Linked DNA regions of Mus musculus: all the other regions are linked to region 3. Evidence: chromatin contacts called from ENCODE Hi-C or POLR2A ChIA-PET data. All regions are on one chromosome and are shown on one strand. The core of a region is the stretch at or near the end of the contact, and the rest is flanking DNA. Distances in the headings are between cores, read along the strand shown. Region 1 has its middle 15 kb from the start of Gm32457. Region 2 holds the start of Slc38a1 (solute carrier family 38, member 1). Region 3 overlaps Slc38a1 (solute carrier family 38, member 1).

Region 1 (4,405 bases), core at 1,887-4,386, 36 kb before region 3:
GTTGACCACAGGGAACCTCAGACCATTTCTCTCTGTTTTGCAGAATCGATCCAGCTGAGGGGCAGTATTACAATTGAGGCTTCTCTGGAGGCAGGCTTTTCCCCCCGTCACCCATGGGGTATTGCGATTATGCCTCCTGACAAAAGAAAATCCGGGGTTTTGTTTGAGTGTCTGTCTTAGTTACGGTTTACTGCTGTGAACAGATGCCATGACCAAGGCAACTCTTATAAGGACGGCATTTAATTGGGGCTGGCTTACAGGTTCAGAGGTTCAGCCCATTATCATCAATGTGGGAACATGGCAGCATCTAGGCAGGCATGGTGCAGGAGGAGCTGAGAGTTCTACATCTTCATCTGAAGGCTGCTAGGGAAATACTGGCTTCCAGGCAGCTAGGGTGAGGGTCTTAAAGCTCACATCCACAGTGACACACCTACTCCAACTAGGCCACACCTCCTAATAGTGCCACTCCCTGGGCCAAGCATATACAAACCATCACAGTATCTGAAGGACCAAGTCTTCCCAGTGTTTGAGAAGGCAGGTGATTTGCAACTTCAGCAACCAGAAGAGGGAAGACAGAGAAAGCCTACCCCACCCCTAGTCCACACCTCCCCATGGCTCAGCTCCTGCCATCTCCTGGTTCCTCCTTTAGTCTTTCTTATGGCCATGACACCCTTCTGTGTTCTGTAGCTGTGCTTGCATCAAAGATATTTTTGATGTAGTCATTCTTCAACACACTTGCTTTGCTATGTGAGGTTTATAAAGGCTTATCTGTCACAGAGTGGGTGACTCCTCAATGAGGAGCATCCTAAAGCCATCAATGGCAGAACTGTGATTGGGAGGGGAAAATGGCCACGGTCCCAAGGACCATTAAGATAGAAGAGTCCATGGCTCAAGAAGTAGACATTCCAAGGGCACTATTGGATACCTGCACAGCAATATCCACTGACTTCCAAAGGTCCCTGTCCATAAAGACTAGGCCAGAGGCAGTTAAGGGGATATGCTAACTGGTTTTGTGTGTCAACTTGATACAACCTAGAGTTTGCACAGAGAAAGGATCTTCAGTTGAGGAAATACCTCCATGAGCTCAAGCTGTAAGGCATGTTCTCAATGAATGATCAAGGCAGGCAGGGGAGGGCCCATCCCTGGGCTGGTGGTCCTGGGTTCTAGAAGAATGCAAGCTGAGCAAGCCATGAGGAGCAAGCAAGCCAGTAAGCAGCACCCCTCCATGGCCTCTGCATCAGCTCCTGCCTCCAGGTTTCTGCCCTGCTTGAGTTCCTGTCCTGACTTCCTTTGGTGATGAGCAGCAATGTGGAAGTGTATGCTGAACAAACCCTTTCCTCCTGAACCTGCTTTTTTTGGTGATGTTGTTTTGTCACAGCAACAAAACCCTGAGACTGGGATGATGTTTGAGGTGGGAAAAGAAGCATCAGACAATGACCAGTAAAGATTCCCACTTCCCTTTCTGCACAGCTTTAAAGTAACTATGGGAGAACACTGCGGACTCACTCCCACTGAATGTACTGCCTGTTAAATGAGTTCACTAACCATAAAAGGACTGATGTCTGCCACTTTCTGCTCAGAGACTTCCTTTACTCACTCCCTATCTCCACATAGAGGCCAAACGCAGGCAGGAAAGAGAAGTGTGCCTCGGGACCAAAGAGGACTGCATCACTAGTCCATTTTAAAAGCTGTCGCACGTAAAAACATGGTACAAGTAGCTGGTTTTGCATGGCTTCAGTTGCAAGCCCAACACCATGGAAGTGCAGGAGGCACAGTCAATGGGCGCAGGCATGGGGGAGGTGTGACCTTCCCCGTGGGCCTTTCCCAGGAGCATAGTCCAGCAGGTACAGGGGAAAGAACAGCCAGCAATGGCAAGCAGAGAATCCGCTATTTGCCACCGTTCCTCCTCAAGATGTTTGGTTCGTTGGGTTCTAATCCCAGGGTTAGGTTTGGTTAGGAGTGACAATACCATTCCCCGGTTCTGCATGGAATAAGTTCAAGGAGGAAGCTTCTCCTAGGAGGGCAAGTGCACTGTTCCCTGCTCCTGGAGGGGGCGGGGCTGACTGTTCCCTGCTCCTGGAGGAGGCGGGGCTGACTGAGGCTTCCGGAAGTGCTCCTTGTGGTCGGAGAGGGGACCGGCAGATGGGCATGCTCCCTTCTGAGTGCTGCTTTGAGATGTTCAGTCGGGTATCCCAACCTTGAGTAAGGTTCTTCTCAAAGCCCAGAGGAGCTGTACCTGGGGATGCTGGTGCGCCTGTAGGGGAGCCACGAGCTTGCTGCATGGGACAGACAGAGAAACCAACATCCGGGAAAGACAGACGGTGGCGGTGGTGCAAGATGTCGAGAAAGTAAAAGTAATTTCCTCATTGGCACAGCAAACAGCTCCGAGGGGGATGGGAGTCTCCGGAGGTGTCTGGCCTTTCATGGAGCCTTGGGGTCCTCACCTTTGTTGGGATTCAGACCCGGGACAAACAGCTGAGGTGAATATTTAACATACCAAAGTAGACTTGGCTTCCAGGTTCTCCCAGCATTCCTCAGTCCCTCCCTAGCAGACCCTGAACTTTTCAGCCACAGAACTGTGTGAGGCAGCTCTATTTTGGACCAAGAAAGACTCTCCTTCTCTACAGATGAGTTGGAGATGCACACTTTGTAGAAAAGCCTTGAAGACACTAAAATAGGGGGAAGGCATGGGCACTGGCAGTTTTTCGGTGACCTTCCAGTGGAACACTACACAGCCTTGCAAATTTATTTTAAAAAGACCTATGGCAGGTGGATAAAATAATAGCCATAGCAGGCAGTGGTGGTGCACACCTTTAATCCCAGCACTTGGGAGGCAGAGGCAGGTGGATCTCTGAGTTTGAGGCCAGCCTGGTCTACAGAGTGAGTTCCAGGACAGCCAGGACTACACAGAGAAACCCTGTCTGAAAAAGCAAAAACAAAAAAAGAAAAAAAAAAAAGATAGTCATGAGCTACTAAAGTAGCCACCCAGGTATAGTCTCTTCATCACAGGCCTCTGCTCCCTGAAGCTTGCCCACGGCTGTTACAGACCACAGGCTAATAATGGGCTCCTCACAGCACGGCCTTGCCCAGAATCTCACAGAGAGGGACGGTGTGCCAAGGACCTTAAACTACTGACTACTGACACTCCGAGAGCAGACACTTGGGCACAGGCTTCTGAGCTGACCTCCCCTAGACACATCCCAGGCTGCACCAGTGCAGCAGCAAGCATGCCCGGGACTGTTTTCAATCCAGGAGCAACAGTTTTATGTACACCAAGTGACAACCCAAGGTCCAGCAGAACAGAATCCCAGAGGGCAGGATGACCTGAGAAGAAAAGCTTCCCTGAGCTGACAGGATTTTAATGCCCCATTTCATGGCTATATAAGGAAGCCATGGGTCCTTCTTCTCAAGCTGTCAGTGTACGGCAGTGCAGTAGAGTTTCCTCAACAAAACAGAATTAAACTTCTCTGTCCTCTCTGAACACTGTGACTGAGTCCCTCTACTTTGGCAAGGCAATGTTGCCCTGGCCTGCCTCGAAAGATCATGCTGGAGACTGCTGGCCATTTGACAGTAATGACAGTAATGACAGTAAGGAGCTAACGCCTGCAAAGCTCGCCCAAGAAAACTGGCCTAGAGCCAACCTTACAGGCCTGTAACCTGTGCCCTAGTTCCAAAGGCAGGTCACTAATCTTGTTTAGGCTAACAAAGGCACTTCCTCTTAGACAAGGAACGTCAGCCATAGGGACATTCAAGTAGGAAGGAATTCTCTTAAATACATAGACAGGACAGGCGAATGCAACATTTCTTAGGTTTGCTTCCTAGTCAAAAAAAAAAAAAAAAAAAAAAGAACTTTTAAAGCTACGTTCTATTGCACCAGTAGCTACTTAGCACTGCACAATTCTAGACTGAAAAGGAAGCCTTTAGGGTCACCTAACATCAAACCACACCTACCCAGATACACAGGCCGACCATACGGAGAACCGCCATTTTATTACCTCCAATAATCTACGAGACTTTGATTGTGTCAGGACTTCTGACTTTGAAAGAGGTTTAAAAAAAAGTACTGGGCAAGATTTCAGCGAACAAAGTGTGCATCCCTTCTCGATGATGCTATTCTGTATATCCTACAAGTTGCTTTTGTGCCCTACCTTTATTTATTTATGCAATTTATTTTTGTCTTTGAGCTGTTTTACAATCCTGTAACTTGTAGCAAACTGATGAGAGACAGAAACTGTTATTGCCCAGAGATAAGGAAATGAATTCTGGTTGAGACATTAATAGCCTTGACCTCCTTAAGAAGGACAGTCTTACATCAGTTGCTTCCGTGTCAGCTCTTGAATTCTTCTTTGAGCCTCCCATGGAGGCTCTGTGCTAAAATATTGAACCCAGAGCCTTGTAAATATTT
Region 2 (4,428 bases), core at 1,134-3,633, 38 kb after region 3:
CTGTTGAAATGGACATTACACAGGAGCCGGAACTTGATCTGATTAGTTGCTGCCTGCTACACAGCATCCCTAATTATTCAACACCTGTTCTTTAAAAAAAAAAAAAAAATCCCTATTAAGATCAAAACCGCAATCAAACTAGGCCGCATTTCCGTTGCTTTCAGCCACTCACTGAGAACTAAGTAACCCAACAGCAGAGTCATTTAAGTCATTTTAAGACAGAGGTTAGGCGGCCATACCAGACCCGTGCAGTGGCGGGACTTGCCAGTTTCCTATAGGGTGAGTTATTTGACAATGAGGCCAGCCAGCTCAGGTTTTATTTCCGTTGTCCTTCTGACGTCAGAAAAAGCACGAGTTGCAGCACTGTTTCTTGTATCAAGGTGACAAATTACAGCCTTGCTAGACCCGCGTTTTGCAAACCATACAATTACCGCCCCCCCCCCACACACACACACTCCATTGTATTCTTTTTAAGTTACAAAAAACAAAAAACCGCGGAGGTGTTAAATCTTGCAAACGCGTACCGTTTTCTAGCAGTGGGTCCTTTCCTCTCTTCCACGTACGACACCGTCTAAACGTCTGAGACAAGTACGCGATCCCCAAGCCAGTGTGCTTCCCACCGATGGAACAGGCTGGTGAGAACCCGGGTCCACGCCGCAGAGCGAGACACAAAGGGCTGGAGTAAGCGCCACCTTCCTCGGCCCGAGGCAGCTTGTGAAAGGCAGTTCGCGGCGTGACGCGCTTACCGCGAAATTCCTTTTGCCGCCATATGCACTCGAGTCTAGTGCGAGCACAGTTGGGCCGAAACCCAGCGGCGGGCGATGCACCGGGATCCGCGCGCTGTTCGCGAGGGTGCGGAGCAGTCCCGCACCCGGAGCCGGGCTGTCGCGGGGGTTGGGAGAGATGAAGACGGGCTACAAGAGATCTCCGCGCGTTTTCCTCCTCGCGTGGAGCGGACCAGTTTATAAGCGTTTTGCCGCAACGTTTGGGGCCAGGTGCGGGGGAGGGGAGACCAGGGCGCAAGGGTCCTGCGCAAGCAGTGGCCTTTTGTTCTCCCGCCCCACCGGACCAGGCTCTAGAGGAAGTAGCCTATCACTGGCTCTTCATTCGGGAGAGAGCCTCCAGAGAGGGAGAGGAAAGTGAGTCACTGCCAGCATCATCCCACTAACCGGAACGGAGACAGGGGCCGAGCCCGTGGAGGTGCAGCCAACGTGCACCTGTTTACCGCGCTGGGGAGCCGGTCTCCGAGGCTCCGCTGCCGGCCAGTCCCAAGATGCAGACTGATTCACTCCTCGGTGTACCTTATGCCCCTTACATCGCATGCTTGGTTCCTAATTCGCGAAAGTGACACCAGATCTGGTGGCACACTCCATCACCATAAAACCAGGTCTACAAAGTAAGGTACTGTACGCCACGGCGGTATCTGGAGTCCCTGCGTTCAGGGAAGGGCACCGGACTCCTGCCTTCTAGAAAGGCGCCGCGACGCTCTGCCCGTGTCCACGAGACATGGAGGCTGTCTGAGTTACCTCCTTCCCTTCCTGTTCAAACTCCCCTTCCCTCCAAGTCGCCGCTCCCTCTGCCCTCCAAAAGCACCTTACCTCGAGAAATAAAGGGAAAGGCGCCACCAAAGTGTCCGCCCTTCCAGGCCGTCCCCGGCAGTTAGATGTCCTTTTTTGTGTCAAGGACTAGCTAGGGAAAGGTGGCCCCAGGTCTGTAAGACTGGGCGGGGAGGATCCGCGTGGCGGGTTTCGGAGGAAGGTAAAAGGCCGGGTTACCGGCGACCTTCAGGAAGAGTGGCGTGGCCACAGCTCTCCTCCTCCTCCTCCTTTTCCACCACCACCTCCTCCTCCTCCTCCTCCTCCTCCTCCTCCTCCTCCTCCTCCTCCTCCTCCTCCTCCTCCTCCTCCCAGGGCTGGTTGCATCAGTTTCCCCCCACCCACACTCTGCCCGCCAGCACTTACATTCACACGCCCGGCGCGGAGGGGCTCCAACCTGACTCATTGGCTCCTGCGAGGCGCGTCGCCCTTTCTCTTCGGCAGTTTGGGGACGGGAGCGCGGCCTTTCAGACCATCATCCCTCCATGCCCGCGCGCCGGCGGAGTTGAGCTGTGTGCGGTAGAGCAGTGCGGGTCACATGCCGCTGGTCGCCGCGCCTTCTTGCTCCTCTTCCCCCCTGGGCTACCAGACCGCAAGGCGACCGCGGCTGGCGGACACCGAGCATCCAGGAAGGGCAGTGCGAGCGGATGCGCGAACAACGCGCTGGTGGTACCCGAGCATACGGAGGCTGCGGGCCTCCCGGCACCTGCCTGCGCCCTCCCGGGGCCTCAGCTGGGGCCACAGCTGCCGCACCCGCACCCTCGGGGTTGGAGGTGGAGCGGCTCACTCGCCCAGGCGGTGGCAGGGGGCCGTCTCTTGGGGTACGCCAGGGCCTCACCGAACGGAGTTGCATTGTGGGAAGGGAGCAGCGTGAGGGTAGCCCCGCGACCCAGGGGCGGTGGTGGACTACGGGACGCGCGGGGACACCTTTGGAAACCTGGACACCTACAGTCCCGCCCCCCCCCCCCCCAGAGCAGCTCTGGGGACCCCTTGGGACTCAGAGTGTGACAATAACCCAAGGGGTCTGCACCAATAGCCCTGCTGCCCCGGCCACGTGACTCTACCCTTGCTGGGCCTGGAAAAAGGAACAGGCTGAAAGCCATATCCGCCTCGGGTTACTTCTCCTGCCCCACTCTTTGTCTGAAGTGCAGCCCCTTAACTGACTGGCTGGCACAGTCGCTTCTCCTTAAAATGGCGACAGGAAATCCCACCTACACACCAGCCAATGAGACCACCACCACCACGGAGTCTGCCGCGTGGAAGCCTGAGTCCCTCTCATCCGGATGGCTCCTGTTTTGGGTCCGGCCGGAGATTCATCAGCCTGACCACTAATAAATTTTAACCAAGAGGATTTTATTCAGACACTGACGCCGAGATGGAATTCCGAATGTAGCACCCAGACACCTCAGCCAAGGGTTTACAAAGGCAAAGAATACAAAGCTTCAATCTGTTCTCTTGCAAGCTTGTTTACAGAAGCAGAACCAGCAGTTAAAAAAAAAACCATAATAATAATAATAATAAAGATTAACCCCTAGTAGCGCTTAACATTTGGAGGTCGAAATTTGCTTTAAGCACAGAGATTTTTAAACATAAAGTTAGCCATCAACATGTTAGCCATCACTGTTCCATCAAAACAAGAAATGGCGGTTGAATCATGATTCAAAAATGACTCTACCTGGAGCCTTTCAAGAGGCTGAGTAATGAATGCTGTTTTGCGGTGCTTACAGATTTTCAGTCTCCTCTGGGAAAGTGGGGGGCCAACCAAGATTTAAGCTTTTTAGTGGCTGGTATTCTTGCTCCCTTCCAATGGCCGTAAATGGTCGTGGTGAGTTAAACACTGGCTTCCAAAGAAACAAGTGGGAGGTGTGTTCTTGAACATGCCTGGAAACCGGAAGGTCACTGCAATCAGAAGGGCAGTTTCTTCCTCAAACACAGCATCTCCCCCCACCCCCCACCCCATTTTTTTTTTGTCCTGTTGCTCCTTCTTTGTGTGAAAAACTTATGTATTATAGTAACACTCTAAGTTTACACCGAAAGTCCATTCTTTTTACCTTTCTTCCTAGAGGAAGTCAAAATTTACGATTTTGTTACGATTATGACTGAATAAGTTACCCTGAATAGGTATATGGGCCAGTAGCAGACTCAATTAACCTGGACTAACCCCCCCCCGCCCCCGCCCCCGCCCCCGCCCATACACCTGCTGATATGAGGTCCCCAACACATATATATATAGCAGAGGACTGCCCGGTCTGGGTTCAGCCAGAGAAGATGCACCTAACCCTCAAGGGACTGGAGGGCCCAGGAGTTTAGAGGTCTGGTTGGGTGGGGGTTGGGTTCTAGGGACATCCTCGTGGAGGGGGGGTAAGGGGGGCGGTATGGGATGTGAAACTGTTGGAGGGAGAGTGGACTGAGAGGGGAATGGGGTCTGGAGTGTAAGTAAATAAATAAATAAATAAATGAAGTATTTTTAAAACTATGTTTAAAAAAAAAAGCCTGTTGAAGGTTGTGCGTCTTTTAAAAAAAGATGTACACTCATGGGTGTTGCAGAGAACATGATCCCAAGCCTTTTAGCTCAGGATGTTACTTAACTTGCCAGCTCCTGTACACAGAACGACTAGTTACTCAGGGCTGTTCGAGCTGAATGAAATAGGAACCCAGCTCGTCCTACTCACTAGCTTCTCGGCTACACGCTTTCTATGCTTCTCGGCTACGCACTCTCGCTGTTTTCACATTTAATCCTCTTCACTTTAGTTGGGTATTAACTGTCCTTTCTGAAACGAGAAAGCAGATCCACAGAGGAGGGAACATTGACCGTATCGGCAGAGGAGGGGAC
Region 3 (4,828 bases), core at 1,961-4,460:
ACTCACCCCTCAGCGAGTCTGGTGAGTTCCAGGCCACCAAGAGATCCTGTCGCAAAAACCTCGGCAGATGACACCTGGAACGTGACACTCAAGGTTGACCTCTGGCTTCCTAATACACACACGCGCGCACCCATACATACATGTACACTCACAAACATGTCTTGGTAGAGAGGGATAGTTGGGGATAACATGTTCTTAAAATGACAGCATGATGTGGATCAAATTCTTAGAATGTATTAACAGAGGAGTTAGGTGAAGTGTAACTCAGTCTGTCACTCAAATATTCTGACCAATATACACAGATGTGCACAGGTTGTGCCCACGGCCCTTCCAGCCAATATTCACTGTTTCCCAACAACAGTGTCACATACCAATGTCACGTACATATGAACTACCCACAAAAAAGTTCTCTGTACAGTTCCTTAAGTCCATGTGACTTTTCTAAGCGATAGAATAATATTCGTGGACCGGCCACGGCTTTGCAGCCCATTTTCTGGTTGTAGACTGGGCATTGTCTGGCTGGGCTATCGCTTGGTGTTTAGTTCGATACCAGATGATTAAACGTTGTAACTACATCTTTGAAAGGGCTCTTTGTTAGTTCTTAAACTGAATTTGAGGGGACGCCAGGCAAACCAGGGAAAGCGACAGTGGTAGCTTTGAATGAGAAATGCCTCCTATGGCTTTGGGCATTTGAATACTGTCCCCAGCCTGGTGGTGCTATTTGGGGAGGTTTAGGTGGGACAGAGGAATGTCTCTGAGCGGGAGCTTTGAGAGGAAAAGCCTCTACCTCTTTCATGCTGTTGTGAACGGTGCGAGCTTTCCTCACGCCGGCTGCATGCTGCCACACTTCGACATCACCAGGACCTCTCAACACTCCAACCTCAAGACCAAATAAGACCTTTCAGTCTTGATGGCTTTTCTTTACACAGCAACAGAGAAGCAAGTCACACTGCTGTATGCCGCTCAGAGGGTTTATTGTTCTGCCACACACTTCAGGCAGGGAGTTCAGCCGCTGCTGCTCCACACGTTAACTCTCAGCTCTGCAATCTGCACAGTCTGACCCCGCAAAGCTTGTTCCCCTGTTCTGGGTGGAGGAGCGTATTCTTAAAGGAACCTCGGAACGATCACTCAGGAGTGCTGATGATCGCGTTCATCGCCCGAAAGCTGAACTACACCAGGAAGTGAACAGTAACCGACCGACATCCATTGTCAAGGCTGTGTTTTCTCTAATACATTAACAACAGGTCTGGTCCCCGAGGGTGACAACAGTGAAGTCCCGTGTTTTCGGATTACACAAGTCAGGATGGAATCCTGGTCCCCTAGATTCTAGCTCACAGTTACTAAGCCTCAGTTAAGTTTTCCAGGATAGTTCTTGGGGGTTACGTGGGACTAATACTTAGCCTGCAGTGTTGGTGGTGGGGACTTCAACGGGATAATGTGGTTTGTATATTTATCTATGTTACTGTGCAGTAAATGGTAATAAGTATTTAGTGACTATTAACCTAGTCCTCTATCTACACAGTGCTGACTACAGAGTTCTTTCTCTGCCAGGTGCTACTGACAGTGACTGCACCGTTCCTCACCCACGCAGACAGATACACACACGTGCACACGCATCGCACACTCAATCACCTCTCATAGCAGCCCTGGAGTCCTAGGGGCCGGTACCAATTACCACACCTCCTCCTACGTAGCACTTCAAACCATGTGCTTTTAGACACTTTCCCTGCCACTTTGAACAATGTGCTATTAGACACCTTCCCTATTTTGTTTCTACAGTCACTACCCAAGCAAGACAGGAACTCTTCATCTGATGCAGATAGACATCTGACACTATAATCAACTAAGTTAAACCTGAACTACTACTTTTGCAGACTGTAATGCTGTTTCAAAATTAACGGCAGCAAAGGATGGCTTACAAACTCACTGTCCATGATGAGCTACTACTATCTTGGAGGTTATCAGGGGCCTGCGCTCTTCTTTCAAGGTCTTCGGTCTAAAGGCTGGGCTAGGGAGATGTGTTGCAGAAGACAGAAATGCTGTGCAAAGCTGACAACTTAAGTTCAGTCCAAGAAGCCTGAGCAAAAAGCCGGATGAAAAGGCACACATCCGAAATCCTAGCATTCTACAGTGAAAGCCTGGGTTTCTCTGCGCAGCCCTGGTTGTCCTGGAACTCTCTGTGTAGACCAGGCTGGTTTGGAACTCCTGCCTCTGCCTCTTGAGCGCCGGGATTAAAGGCATGCGCCACCACACTCAGCTCAGTAAATTTTTTTTAAAAATTCAAAATGATTATAACTTTAAAAGTGATGCTGTTAAAATGATAGTAAAAATGTGTTAAAACGTCACGGAAAAGGATAGTTTACTGTCTAACCGGACTCCACAAGTATTTCATTTATTTAGTACTGTGAAAATTATATATTCTAAAGAGACCCAATTCCTATAAAATTTTAACAAAAATATTTAGAAAATGTAAAAAATAAAAATGGACATCATTGTTCCATATCAGTACTGATTTGCATTGTACATAAGGGCTGTTTGTGGAGATGTGGTCTTGCTATATATATAAAACCCAAGCTGGCCTTCAATTTGTAATCCTCCTGCCTCGGCATCCTTGAGTGATGGGATTACGGGCACGTGCCACCGATACTGATGCTCTGCTCAATACTAACTTTTTTAAAAATTGCATTTATTGACTTATTTCGTGTTGGGGTAGGTGCACACCCCACAGTGCACATGTACAAGGAGGTCAGAGGACAACCGGCAGAGGGTGGTCCTCTCTAACCCTGGTGAGTCCTGGGGGTCAAGCTCAGGTCAGCAGGCTTGTGGGCAAGGGCTTTCTTAACCTGCTGGGCTGCCTTGCCTGCCCTTCTCTCAGTTTTGCTACGATGAAGATCGGGGAATGCTTATTAAAAAAAGGACCCCAAATTCAGTAAAATACAAAAGGTAATGGTTTTCTTCTGAGAGAGCAGAACTCCTTTGAGTTTTATTGAATTAGGTACGGCACATGGTAAAGGCAGCCATTATGCTAGTCCAAAAACTGAACCCAAAACGTATCCAAGAAAAAGAAAGCACACCAAGAAGTTTCCAGACCCAGTGAAGAGCTCCACGCCCAGCCCCACGGCGACAGGAAGGAGCCTTCCCAGCTGAGGCTCTATGGAAGCCCGGCAGCCTGGGAGGCCCCTTCCCTGCTGGCCAGTGAGCTGGATCAGGGCCCCGGAGCAGCTGATACCTGAGGCTGCCAACTGCTGGCTGGCTCGGAGCAGCTGCAGGGGCAGCTGGCCTTTAAACAAGTCAGTGCTTCCTTGTTCTGAAGCTACAAAGTTTCATGCTCTGTGAGGAACTTCTGAGTCTTTATACTCCAGTCCTCCTGAGCCTCCGCCTCGGGAGTTAGATGTGCCTCTTTAGCTCTTCGAGTGTATGTATCATATCGAATAAAATGATTTCTCATGGCTTCATCCGGGGAACCCGATCCCTTCAACACTAAGCACCGTTTATCCAATCCTTAGCTTTGTTCAGAAATTCAAAGGCAACCGGCTACATCAAGTATCCCTAGACCAGCATAATTAAATCATTGATCTTTCTAGAATGATAGATTGGATACAAGGATTTACTCCAGCTCCCCAGTGGAGTCACCAACAGGACTTTGTTCTACTGTATTAATTTACTTACTAATAAATTGTGCTAACATACACACACACACACACACACACACACAAAACAGGTCCATTCTGGAGGGAGAAGAGACATAGATAGCTGGAGGAACCTGAAGAGAAAGACAAGATCAATCTAGTTCACACCAGAATCCCCCAGAGGCGCTGCCAATATTCCAAGAAGCCAGAGGAAATGGGAGGGTGGGCTGAAAATATGCTGAGTGTGTTTAATTTCCTTGAAGAAGCTGCTAGAGCCCCACACACACCCACACACCCACACCACCATATACACCATAAATACAAGCAGCTGTTCCTCTCCTGTTTTGGCGAAAATCTGAAGACATGGGTCAACATACAGTATAGGTCAAGCCAGGCATGGCAGCACATATCTGTAACCTTAGCACTTAGGAAACTGAGGCAGGATGACTGTAAGTTGGAGGCCAGCCTGGGATATCTATATCATCCATATCTATATCTATATCTATATCTATATCTATATCTATATCTATATCTATATCTATATCTATCTATCTATCTATCTATCTATCTATCTATCTATCTACACACACACATAGTGAGAGCCTTTCTTTCAGACACAGTCTCAAGGTAGGAAATACAGGCATGGCTTGTAATGAAAACGGAACATTCAGGAACACATGCCCCCCGGGGACACTCTCCCCTATCCATCCCTTTCACTTCACTTGGTCTTACAAAGAAGGCAGCCATGGCCTGCAGGAAGGAGAACCTTTACAGCCAAAGAGGCACATCCTACAGAACTCACATTGGTGGCTCCTGGCGCGAAGGGCTTCTGCAAGTATCTTAGGGGACACACTATCTACAGGCCCGATGCAGACTGTTGGGCCCCACTTGGCTTCATTTTCCCCTTCTAAACCAGAGCTGAAATGGAGACACTACCTCACACTGTTTAAGTGCGAAATGAAAGGGCACACCCAGAACAGAGGTCAACTGGGAGCACAGGGGTCAGACAGCAAACAGACGGCAGCGAAATCCATGAGACAGATGGCCCAGTTCGTCCAGCAAATGAATCCCATGGGGAAACTGGAGAGAAGTGGGGAACCTATACAGATTAAAAGAGATATAAGGTGTAGTGGCCATTTGCATCCGGTAGACCATATGGGAATAACCCAGCTGCTTCTATCTGTTCATGGTGGTGTATG

What was found. A loop is a pair of places that touch in the nucleus more often than their neighbours do. ChIA-PET counts read pairs that join two places held with the same protein, here RNA polymerase II (POLR2A).
Region 1: a map of heart shows a loop between it and region 3 (1.9-fold over the local background). The contact joins two enhancer-like sites. A Hi-C loop is called at or near these places in 2 of 37 maps with a recorded cell type or tissue (T-helper 2 cell and heart). POLR2A ChIA-PET finds 5 or more read pairs at or near these places in 2 of 5 experiments (both embryonic stem cell).
Region 2: a map of heart shows a loop between it and region 3 (1.8-fold over the local background). The contact joins the promoter of Slc38a1 here to the enhancer-like site in region 3. A Hi-C loop is called at or near these places in 4 of 37 maps with a recorded cell type or tissue (heart, left cerebral cortex and v-Abl transformed pro-B cells). POLR2A ChIA-PET finds 5 or more read pairs at or near these places in 3 of 5 experiments (all embryonic stem cell).

The regions. Positions count from the first base shown.
Region 1 is chr15:96,564,852-96,569,256 of GRCm38, forward strand. No RefSeq gene overlaps it. Among named protein-coding and RNA genes, the nearest start is that of Gm32457, 15 kb to the right of the region's middle. Within about 2 kb of position 3,137, at least 2 of the 3 ENCODE cell types and tissues checked have a DNase peak (open chromatin) inside an H3K27ac peak, as active enhancers do; they include heart, where a contact is called at or near this core.
Region 2 is chr15:96,640,530-96,644,957 of GRCm38, forward strand. It overlaps Slc38a1 (solute carrier family 38, member 1), which reads right to left and starts at 2,384. Exons shown (of 16, transcript NM_001166458.1): 1 at 1,962-2,384.
Region 3 is chr15:96,601,264-96,606,091 of GRCm38, forward strand. The region is part of intron 4 of Slc38a1 (solute carrier family 38, member 1); the gene reads right to left. Among named protein-coding and RNA genes, the nearest start is that of Gm32457, 22 kb to the left of the region's middle. Within about 2 kb of position 3,211, at least 2 of the 3 ENCODE cell types and tissues checked have a DNase peak (open chromatin) inside an H3K27ac peak, as active enhancers do; they include heart, where a contact is called at or near this core.